2 separate regions of the Homo sapiens genome follow, and region 2 is linked to region 1. Evidence: read pairs that join two places in POLR2A ChIA-PET (ENCODE). Cell type or tissue: GM12878. All regions are shown on one strand. Each heading gives the region's core, and the rest is flanking DNA. Links, peaks and the distances in the headings are about the cores only.

Region 1 (5,368 bases), core at 173-5,172:
AAACAAAGGCAGAAAGAGAAAGGAGCTGGAGTTTGGATACCAGCAAAGCCTAGTGTAGAGGCAACAGGGAAGGCCCCCACGAGCCACAGCATGGAGGACATACCTTGCAGCCCATCCACAGAATATCCTGGTTTGTCTCTAAACATGAAAGAGACCTGAATAGGCCCCTCGCACTGCAGGGTTTGGGTCCTGGGGCAGTCAAACTGGCATCCAGGCTTGGATCTAGAGGCTGGACTGCTAGCCACCCACTGGCTTTGTCATCAGCAGCCTGAGGAGTTTGGGCTCTGGCCCTTCTCTTTCTCCTTTTGGGGAGAAAATGTTGCTCAGGAAGGGCTAGTAGGGGTGGGGGGTAGGGGATAGCTCAGCCATAGATAAGTTTAAGCTCCAACAATGCCCTGGCCTGAGGAGATTGTGAACCTTGCAAACTCATCGCTGAGCCTATGGGAAAATCCCTCCATATCTTTGAGCCTCCACAAAAAGGCTGAGTAAAGCTCCCTAACACCAGAGGATCCCAGGAGCTGAGGCAAGATTCTGTAACCTAGTGGTCTAAGGGCCCAAGTGAAGTTGGAGCAGGCTGTGGAACCCAACTGACTTAGGTTCCAATCTAGCTCCACCAATTATTAGCCATGTGATGATGAACTGCTCTGAGCCACAGTTTTCCAATCTGTGAATGGGGATACCAAGCCTCCCAATAATAGGGATGCTGGGCAGACTCAAATATTACAGGGCTTTGCCCAGTAAGAGACCACTTAATGAGTTCCCTTCCCTTCCCCAGGAGGGAAAAAAGCCTCTCTAGTAGGCTGATTAATAGCCACGCAAAGATATCAAACCCTAACCCCCCTGGAACTTGTAAATGTTACCTTATAATGAAAAAGGTAGGGCCAGGCGTCGTGGCTCATGCCTGCAATCCCAGCACTTTGGGAGGCTAAGGCAGGCAGATCGCTTTGAGCTCAAGAGTTCAAGACTAGCCTGGGCAACATGGTGAAATCTCATCTCTACAAAAAATACAGGCCAGGTACGGTGATTCACGCCTGTAATCGCGGCACTCTGGGAGGCCGAGGCGGGTGGATCACCTGAGGTCAGGAGTTCGAGACCAGCCTGGCCAACATGGTGAAACCCTATCTCTACTAAAAATACAAAAATTAGCTGGTCATGGTAGCAGGCGCCTGTAATCCCAACTACTCAGGAGGCTGAGGCAGGAGAATCGCTGGAACCTGGGAGGCGAAGGTTGCAGTGAGCCGAGATAGCACCACTGCACTCCAGCCTGGGTGACACAGCGAGACTCCATCTCAAAAACAAATAAATAAACACCAAAAATTAACCGGGCATGGTGGCTCGCACCTGTGGTCCCAGCTACTCAGGAGGCTGAGGCTGGAGGATCACTTGAGTCCAGGAAGTGGAGGGTGCAGTGAGCCAAGATTACGCCACTGCACTCCAGCCTGGGTGACAGAGGCCAGCACTGTCTGAAAAGAAAAGAAAAGCCCGGGCACAGTGGCTCATGCCTGTAATCCCAGCACTTTGGGAGGCCGAGGCGGGTGGATCAACTAAGGTCAGGAGTTTGAAACCAGCCTGGCCAACATGGCAAAACCCCATCTCTACTAAAAATACAAAAATTAGCCAGGTGTGGTGGTGGGCGCCTGCAATCCCAGCTACTCAGGAGGGTGAGGCAGGAGAATAGCTTGAACCCAGGAGGCGGAGGTTGCGGTGAGCCGAGACTGCGCCTGGGTGACAGAGTGAGATTCCACCTCAAAAAAAAAAAAAAAAAGAGAAGAGAAAAGAAAAAAAGTGTTTGCAGATGTAATTAACTTACATTATTAAATCTGGAGATGGGGGGTTATCTTAGAGTATCAGGTAGGACCTAAATGCAATCACAAGTGTCCTTATAAAAGAGAGACAGAGGGAAATTTGATACAGACAGAAAAGGAAACCACATATACAGAGAAGGCGATGGTGAAGATGGAGGCAGAGATTAGAATGATGCAGTCATAAACCAAGGAATGTTGGCAGCCACGAGAGGCTAGAGAAGGTCTAAATTCTCCCTGAGAGCTTCCAGAAGGAGTGTGGCCCTGCCAACACTTTGATTTGGATGCAGTGAAACTGATTGTGGACTTCTGGCCTCCAGAATTGTGACAGAATAAACTTCTCTCTCTCTTTTTTTTTTTTTTTTTTTTTTTGAGATGGAGTCTCGCTCTGTCACCCAGGCTGGAGTGCAGTGGCGCAATCTCAGCTTACTGCAACCCCCACCTCACTGCAACCTCCAATCCGTCTCCTGGGTTCAAGCAATTCTCTGCCTCAGCCTCCCGAGTAGCTGGGATTACAGGCACCCACCACCACACCCAGCTAATTTTTATATTTTTAGTAGAGATGGGGTTTTACTATCTTGGCCAGGCTGGTCTTGAACTCCTGACCTCGTGATCCACCCGCCTCGGCCTCCCAAAGTGCTGGGATTACAGGGGTGAGCCACCGCACCCGGCCAACTTCTGTTGTTTTAAACCACCCAGTCTGTGGTAACATTTGTCACAACAGCCACAGGAAACTAACACACCCCCCTTGGTAGCACTCCTTGGTGTCTGTTCCCTAGTGCCTCACAGGTGTGAGACAATATGGCATGGATCCCGCTCTGCAAGGTCCACCTGCCTACCATCCTCCAGGGTGGGAGGTTAGAATTAAGGCAGCAGGGGCCTGGAATCTCCCTTCTCACCCTGGGAAACTACTGACCCTGCCTATGGATGGATGAGCTGCCACTGAAGTGGGGGTGGGGTGGGGGGGCAAAAGATGGCAGCAGCAGTGGCAGTTCATGGACAGATGTCTTCCCAGAGCCTATGGTCAAAAGGTGTTTAGCATTCTGTGACTCACAGCTCTGTCCCAGCAGCCCTGGTGCCAAGACCACCCCCTCCAGCAAAGCACCCAGGAACACTAGCCTGGCTCCATGGACAAAACACAGGGGGCCAGGCGTGGTGGCTCACGCCTGTAATCCCAGCACTTTGGGAGGCCGAGGTGGGCGGATCACGAAGTCAGGAGATCGAGATCATCCTGGCTAACACAGTGAATCCCTGTCTCTACTAAAAATACAAAAATATTAGCCAGACGAGGTGGCAGGCACCTGTAGTTCCAGCTACTCGGGAGGCTGAGGCAGGAGAATGGTGTGAACCTGGGAGGTGGAGGTTGCAGTGAGCCAAGATCGCGCCACTACACTCCAGCCTGGGGGACAGAGTGAGACTCCATCTCAAAAAAAAACACACACAGGCAACCCATCCAACGAGGAACATAGACACACTACTCTCTAAGGACCAACACAAGCCCTCCAGGGCAGAAGGGGAGAAGAGCAAGGCCCCAACATTTGGCTAGGCCACTGAGGGCAGGGGGATTAAAAACCTCTAAGATTGGCAGGGTGCGGTGACTCACACCTGTAATCCCAGCACTTTGGGAGGCCAAGGCAGGCAGATCACCTGAGGTCAGGAGTTCAGGAGACCAGCTTTGCCAACATGGTGAAACCCCATCTCTACTAAATATACAAAAATTAGCCGGGTGTGGTGGCAGATGCCTGTAGCCCCAGCTACTTGGGAGGCTGAGGCAGGAGAATCACTTGAACCCGGAAGCCGGAGGTTGCAGCGACCTGAGATTGCGCCACTGCACTCCAGCCTGGGCAGCAGAGCAAGACTCCACCTTAAAAAAAAAACAAAAACAAAAACAAAAACCAAAAAACAAAAAAACCCAAGGTCCTGTTATTCAGTAATAGAAAGGAATGAAGCACTGATGTATGCTACAACATGGATAAGCCTTGAACATATTATGCTAAGTGAAAAAAGCCAAGTAACAAACAACTGCATATTCTATTATTCCATTTACATGAAACATCCAGAACAGACAAATCAATCAAGCCAGAAAGTAGATTAGTGGTTGCCAGAGGCTGGAAAGGGATGAGGAAATTGGGGGATCATAGCTAAAGAGTGCTGGATTTCTCTTTAAGGTGATGAAAATGTTCTAAAATGGACTGTAGTGATGTGATGGACGCACAAATCTGTGAATATACTAAAAGCCACTGAACTGTACACTTCAAAGAGGTGAATAGTATGGTACATGAATTACATCTCATTAAAGTTGTTAAAAGAAACACACCCAAGGGCTCAGCACCAGCCAAGGACGCTGAACACTGCTTGAAATGTCCTAGCACAATCCCCAAAGGCCAAGGGGTCCCACTTAAAACTTTCATGAAGGGTGAGGGGAGTGGGAGCAGGGAGGAGACTATAACTTGCTTCAGAGCAATGAGTCCAACCTCCCTCCTCAACACTACCCATTTCATGGAGGGAGAAACCAAGAACCAGAAAAGAGAACTGCCTGAAGACCACAGAAAAGCTTACTGCAGAAACAGGACTCAAATCCACGTTGCCTGGGCAGAGACCCCTTCCTGCTTCCCCACCAGCTAGCTACCCAATTCCAGTTGGGGTAAGAAGAGCCCAAGAAATCAGCAGGTTCCTAGATGCCAAATGAAGGGCCTTTGCTATCAAAGATAGGTTACTAGGAGTGGACAAAGGCTCCTAGGAAGAACCAAGATGACCCTGGGGCAAACTGCCCATTCTGGGCAAGAGGAAGAACCGGCCAAGGTCCAAGGTGTGCAAGGTCAGACACACCTGGGCATGGACAAACTTTTGCAAAATGGGCAGCTGAGGGGGCAAGTAGTTTGCCTAAAGCTATAAAGCAGGTAAGGAGGAGATGCTGAGGTCTGGAGGTGATGAGAGAATTGAGGGATGATGGCTCAAAGCTTGCCTTGCTCCAAAGCCCAAACTCCACACACAACTCTACCTCTCTACACCACTATCCAACAGGCCTCCTGACAGGAAATCCCATCGAGCTTGTTCATTACAACATGGCTGCCCACAAAAAATGGCTGTTCATCAACCCTGAGCCTCACACAAAACAGGCTGCTTGTCCTGCCCACCAAGCTTGGATGGCTGAGAGGGAACAGAGGAGCCAGGAAGAGAGGGGAGAAACCCAGTTCCTCCTCAAAAGACATCCACCATTCTTTGCCACCTCCAGGTCCAGAGAACTTTGGACTGAGTTCCCTAAAATCCCAAAGCTAAACAACACCTCACCAGCATTTTGCCTGGCCAGTGAGGAAACTGAGGCCCAGAGAGCATAGGTAGAACCTACCCTGGTTCATCCAGCAAAGCCTTGAAAGACCCAGAGTTGGAACCCAGGCACCAACTACCGTGCCACACCCAGCTTTTTCCACCACCTCAGTTCACATGCCCCTTCTCAAAGAGCTCTGTGGGGTCTCCAAACTCAGGATGCTTACAGGCCAACCTTTTCATAGAGCAGACTCTCAGCAAGGCAGCCATGCCTGGGAACCCCTGACATCACCACCCAC
Region 2 (5,368 bases), core at 259-5,258, 220 kb after region 1:
CTGGCCTTGGGCTCTAACACTTGAAACAATGCTTGCCCTATTTCTGAGCAACTCAATGCTCACCAACCCCTATTCTCACACAGCCTTTACACTGGCAGGGTCTTATTCTCATCACTGCTCAGAGGTTTATTCCACTGTCCACAATCCATTATCCAAAAACAAAAAGCTCTGGAAACTGATGGTTTTCCCACAAGATAGGCACTATTTGGTTACAAAACCTGACCTGATCTAACGAGGAACAATTTTCTTTCTTCCTTTCTTTTTGTTTTTCCTTTTTTGGAGACAGGGTCTTGCTCTGTTGCCCAGGCAGGAGTGCAGTGGTCTGATCATGGTTCACTGCAGCCTTGAACTCCCAGGCTCAAGCAATCCTCCCACCTCAGCCTCCCGAGTAGTTGGGATTACAGGCACGTGCCACCATGCCTGGGCTAATTTTTTTCTTTTTTCTTTTTTTTTTTTTTTTTTGAGACGGAGTCTTGCTCTGTCGCCCAGGCTGGAGTGCAGTGGCGCAATCTTGGCTCACTACAACCTCCACCTCCCAGGTTCAAGCGATTCTCCTGCCTCAGCCTCCTGACTAGCTGGGATTATAGGCGAGCGCCACCACACCCGGTTCATTTTTTGTGTATTTTTAGTAGAGACGGGGTTTCACCATGTTGGACAGGCTGGTCTCGAACTCCTGACCTCGTGATCTGCCCACCTCGGCCTCCCAAACTGCTGGGATTATAGGCTTGAGCCACCGCGTCCGGCCGCCTGGGCTAATTTTTAAAATTATTTGTAGAGATGAGGTCTCACTGTGTTGCCGAGGTTGATCTCCAACTCTTGGGCTCAAGCGATCCTCCCACCTGAGGCTCCCAGAGTGTTGGGATTACTGGCATGAGCCACTGCGCCCAGCCGAGGAACACTTTTCAATCCTTACCCAGTTATTGTGAACGTTCATACCTTTTCTTGAAGAAATACCGTTTTTGTTGTTGTTGTTGTTTTTGAGACGTAGTTTCGCTCTTGTTGCCCAGACTGGAGTGCAATGGCATGATCTTGGCTCACCGCAACCTCTGCCTCCCGGGTTCAAGCGATTCTCCTGCCTCAGCCTTCCGAGTAGCTGGGATTACAGGCATGCGTCACCGTGCCCAGCTAATTTTTGTATTTTTAGTAGAGACGGTGTTTCTCCATGTTGGTCAGGCTGGTCTCGAACTCCCGACCTCAGGTGATCCACCCGCCTCGGCCTCCCAGTGTTGGGATTACAGGCGTGAGCCACCGCGCCTGGCCCTTTTTTTTTTTTTTTGTAACGCGGCAGCTCCAAACCCCGCTGAGAGTATATGCATGGGAAAACTTTCTGAAATCAAAAATATTCCGAATTCTGGCAACATACTGGGCCCCAAGTCTTTCGGATTTAACTCTGCCTCGGCCGTTTTATTCAGTTAAGGAAACTGAGTCACTCCATCCCAAAGCCAGATTCCCGCGGTTCTAAGCTGAAGCTGTCTCGGGTGCATTTGCATTCCAAAAAGGCGAAGGGTCCCGCTATTACTGCTCCTGGTACCTGGAGCTGCCAAGCACCCCTGCGATGGGGCGCCCCGGGGGCTGTGCGCCAGGCTGGGAGTATCCTTGGGGGGCGGGGCGAGGGGGCTTCCGGGGCGGCAGCCACCTGGCCCGGCTCCGGCCCCGCCCGCGTCAGCTCTGCGCGGTGATTCACTCCCTCCTTCGCCCCGGGGCCCCCTTCCCGGCCAGACGGCGGGCAAGACAGCTGGGTGTACAGCGTCCTCGAAACCACGAGCAAGTGAGCAGATCCTCCGAGGCACCAGGGACTCCAGCCCATGCCATGGCGGATTCTGAGCGCCTCTCGGCTCCTGGCTGCTGGGCCGCCTGCACCAACTTCTCGCGCACTCGAAAGGGAATCCTCCTGTTTGCTGAGATTGTGAGCGTTCTGGGGCAGGCGCGTGGGCAAAAGCGGGATGGGGTGGCTGGACCATGCGGAACTGGATGGTCCGGGTGAGGCAGGCACTTGGCCGGGGCGCTCGGCAGTGGGGTGCAGGTGGGTGGGTTCACGGTGGAGGCCCGAAACCCGGGGCGCAGGGCGAGTCGGTGGGGTTTGACGAAGGTTGTTGAGATCTGGTGGTCCCCGGGGTGAAGCAAGGAGCCTATAACGCATACGGAGGGCTACGTGGGGACAGCCTGCGTGAACTCATCAGTGGACGCATCGAAGGGGTCCCAGGGTGCTGGGAAGTGGGGGCCTCCTGTGGCAGGGCGTGGCGCGGCCTGGGCACAGGAGGGCGGGCTGGCAGCGCGCCCAGGGGCAGGGCCTGTTGGGGTGGGGCCCCCCCGCCCCGCGCTAGTCCCGCGGTGTAGAGCGCCCCGCCCTTCGCCAGTTCTTCCTCGCCCTTCAGAGGCCGGGCGGGATGTCCTTAGCTTTTCGGGGTTTCCACCCTTCTCAAAGTGGGCGCCGCCTTTGAGTCACTTGTAAAAGGGGTGCGGCGCCTTTAACGGAGTCCTGCCTCTCTGGTGTCACTCTCACCGCTTCCCAAAGGGGTTGCTGGGGGAACCGCGTGTTCCGCCCCGGTCAAGGCCACAAAGCTGGCGTCAGCGGGGCTCACAAAACACCTGGCAGCGCCACTCCCCTCAGGCTGCCCGTAACCTAGAAGGGAAAAGAGGAAACTGAGGCACCCAACTCTACTCCTTACTTGTTGGGTGACCCTGGCCAAGCCATTAAACCTCTCTGTGCCTCAGTTTTCTCGTCTATAAATTAGAAAGAGTAATAATAGTACCCAGAGCATTAGATTGTCGTGATGATTGAATTTGGAACACAGTGAGCACATAAAAAGTGTTTAGCTATTATTGTATGTCATTTCCCCAGCCCTCGTAGGCATCTTAGTATGGGACCCCCAATTTAAACCAATCTTCTCAGCCCTGGTTGCTGATTGAGGTCCCCTTTCCCATGTCACCCTTCCAGATATTATGCCTGGTGATCCTGATCTGCTTCAGTGCCTCCACACCAGGCTACTCCTCCCTGTCGGTGATTGAGATGATCCTTGCTGCTATTTTCTTTGTTGTCTACATGTGTGACCTGCACACCAAGATACCATTCATCAACTGGCCCTGGAGTGTGAGAAGGGGTCCACAATGGCAAGACCAGGGAGGGGTCTGGGCAGTTAGGATTGTCGGGGAACTGTGGTTGCTGACTTCCCTCTTCTCCTCCCTACACCTCACAGGATTTCTTCCGAACCCTCATAGCGGCAATCCTCTACCTGATCACCTCCATTGTTGTCCTTGTTGAGAGAGGAAACCACTCCAAAATCGTCGCAGGGGTAAAGGCCATGGGAGCAGCTCTGAAGCACAGAGCGAAGGGTTTGAGGAGCCAGGGACCATTTCTGCCTTTGCTTCTGGCAGAAATCGTGTGACCCACAGCAAGTCACACTTGTCCTCAGACATGGAGGAAAGTCTGGCCCAGGACTTGGTTTTGCCTCCCAAGGTCTTCATTTGCTGTGAAGGGAAGTCCCTTGTCAGACACAAGGACCTTGGTGAGAGGTACAAACAGGCGGCCCCTTTGTCAATGCACTAGACTACCATCTGCAAGAACTTTGTCCCAAATGTAGTAGAAATTGGGGCCGGGCGCAGTGGCTCATGCCTGTATTCCCAGCACTTTGGGAGGCTGAGGCCGAGGCAGGCAGATCACTTGAGGTCAGGAGTTCAAGACCAGCCTGGCCAACATGGCGAAACCCCATCTCCACTAAAAATACAAAAATCAGCCGGGCATGGTGGTGGGCGCCTATAGTCCCAGCTACTCAGGAGGCTGAGGCAGGAGAATCACTTGAACCCAGAAGACAAAGGTTGCAGTGAGCCAAGATCATGCCACTCACTCCAGCCCCAGTGACAGATGGGTGACAGAGTGATACTGTGTCTCAAAAAAAAAAAAAGTATGACTTGAATTGTGCCCCCTACGGGTAGGGCCACAGTGTGGCCTCCCTGTGTTGAGAGGTATAGGAGGAGGGAGAGTGGGGTAGGATGCACTCTCTTGGCCTTTCCCTGGCTTACCAACCCGGTGCTTGAGTCCCATCCTGCGTGGGGCAGGTGCTGGAGGTGGTGGATACAAGAAGATAAGAGACTGAGTAACCTGACCAGCTAATCTAAACCCCCTCACTCCTATCCTGTCCCCCAGGTACTGGGCCTAATCGCTACGTGCCTCTTTGGCTATGATGCCTATGTCACCTTCCCCGTTCGGCAGCCAAGACATACAGCAGCCCCCACTGGTAAGTGTGTGTGTGTGTTGGTTGGGGGTAAGGGGGTTGCTGAGAGGGCAGAGGGAAAAAGGAAAGGGATCTCTTAAAGGCACGAATGCCAACTCTGGTCTCGTATTGGTACTTAGGGCTTTTGTACCAATAGGTACCATAAGCTTCGGTATTCTTGTGTGTAAAATGTTCATGGACTTTGGATCTTGTTTTAAAAAATGGGCATATAGATTCAGCCAATGCTTTCTCTCTTTTCCTCACCTGCAGACCCCGCAGATGGCCCGGTGTAGGCGAACTTCCCTCATTTCTCTCTGCAATCTGCAAATAACTCCTCCATTGAAATAACTCCTCCCCACCCCAACAACAACATTCCCAGCAGACCAACTCCCACCCCCTCTTTGAGGTAAAAGTGCCTTTATTGGGAGACTTTTGTCTTCCAGCCTGCCAATCAACCCTCCTGGGTGTGGCCACCATATGTGTGTGCCTAGGTCCTCCTTCTGCACGATCCAATAGGAGACACCAGTTCTGACTGAACCATGCCCCCACCTAAGTCACAAAATGAGGGAAGTGGGGAGTTAGATTTCAGAGTCCAGGCCCTAGGTTGGGACCCACTCCAAATAATCTCCTCGGTGTGGGTGGTGGTTCTATAGAGGGATAAATGAATAATAAACATTGTTAAAATATACGATAATGAATAAAGTAATCCTTTCATCAAATGTGGGTAAATTTCAAGCATCAGGAGGGGGAAATGGAGTGGAAACAGCTGGGGCAAGGAGGCAAAGAAGCCAGGCCTGTTTTACAACAAATATTAAATTACTTCAATAATACAAACGAGAGGCCCGGTGCGGTGGCTCATGCCTGTAATCCCAGTCCTTTGGGAGGCTGCGGGAGGATTGCTTGAGCCCAGGAGTTCTAGACCAGCCTGGGCAACATGGCAAAACCCCATCTCTACCAAAAAATTAAAAAATTAGCTGGGAACGCTGACACGAGCCTGGAGTCCCAGCTACTTGGGAGGCTGAGGTGGGAGGATAGCTTGAGCCCAAAACTTTTGAGGCTGCAGTGAGCCCTGATCACACCACTGCACTCCAGCCTGGGCAATAGGGTAGACCAAGTCTCTAAAACAGAAACAAAAATAGAAACAAACTGATAAAGGA

Evidence for each region. ChIA-PET counts read pairs that join two places held together with the same protein. Peaks named below come from ENCODE experiments on the same cell type or tissue, not always from the same donor. Only the 100,000 strongest peaks of a DNase experiment are listed, where the experiment ranks them.
Region 2: POLR2A ChIA-PET joins it to region 1 with 5 read pairs; 6 of 35 experiments call an interaction of 5 or more read pairs at or near these places.

Annotation. Positions count from the first base shown.
Region 1 is chrX:48,948,387-48,953,754 of GRCh38, forward strand. The region is part of intron 1 of OTUD5 (OTU deubiquitinase 5); the gene reads right to left. Among named protein-coding and RNA genes, the nearest start is that of OTUD5, 6.5 kb to the right of the region's middle. In GM12878, for the core only: no CTCF peak of the experiment used is centred there; no DNase peak of the experiment used is centred there; H3K27ac peaks cover 583 bases.
Region 2 is chrX:49,170,191-49,175,558 of GRCh38, forward strand. PLP2 (proteolipid protein 2) reads left to right here and starts at 1,708. Exons shown (of 5, transcript NM_002668.3): 1 at 1,708-1,906; 2 at 2,939-3,091; 3 at 3,198-3,293; 4 at 4,145-4,235; 5 at 4,482-5,045. The coding sequence starts at 1,811. The coding sequence ends at 4,504. It overlaps PRICKLE3 (prickle planar cell polarity protein 3), which reads right to left. Exons shown (of 9, transcript NM_006150.5): 9 at 4,612-5,368. RefSeq lists silencers at 1,585-1,684, 2,205-2,404. In GM12878, for the core only: no CTCF peak of the experiment used is centred there; a DNase peak (open chromatin) is centred at 2,477; H3K4me3 peaks cover 2,133 bases; H3K27ac peaks cover 1,335 bases.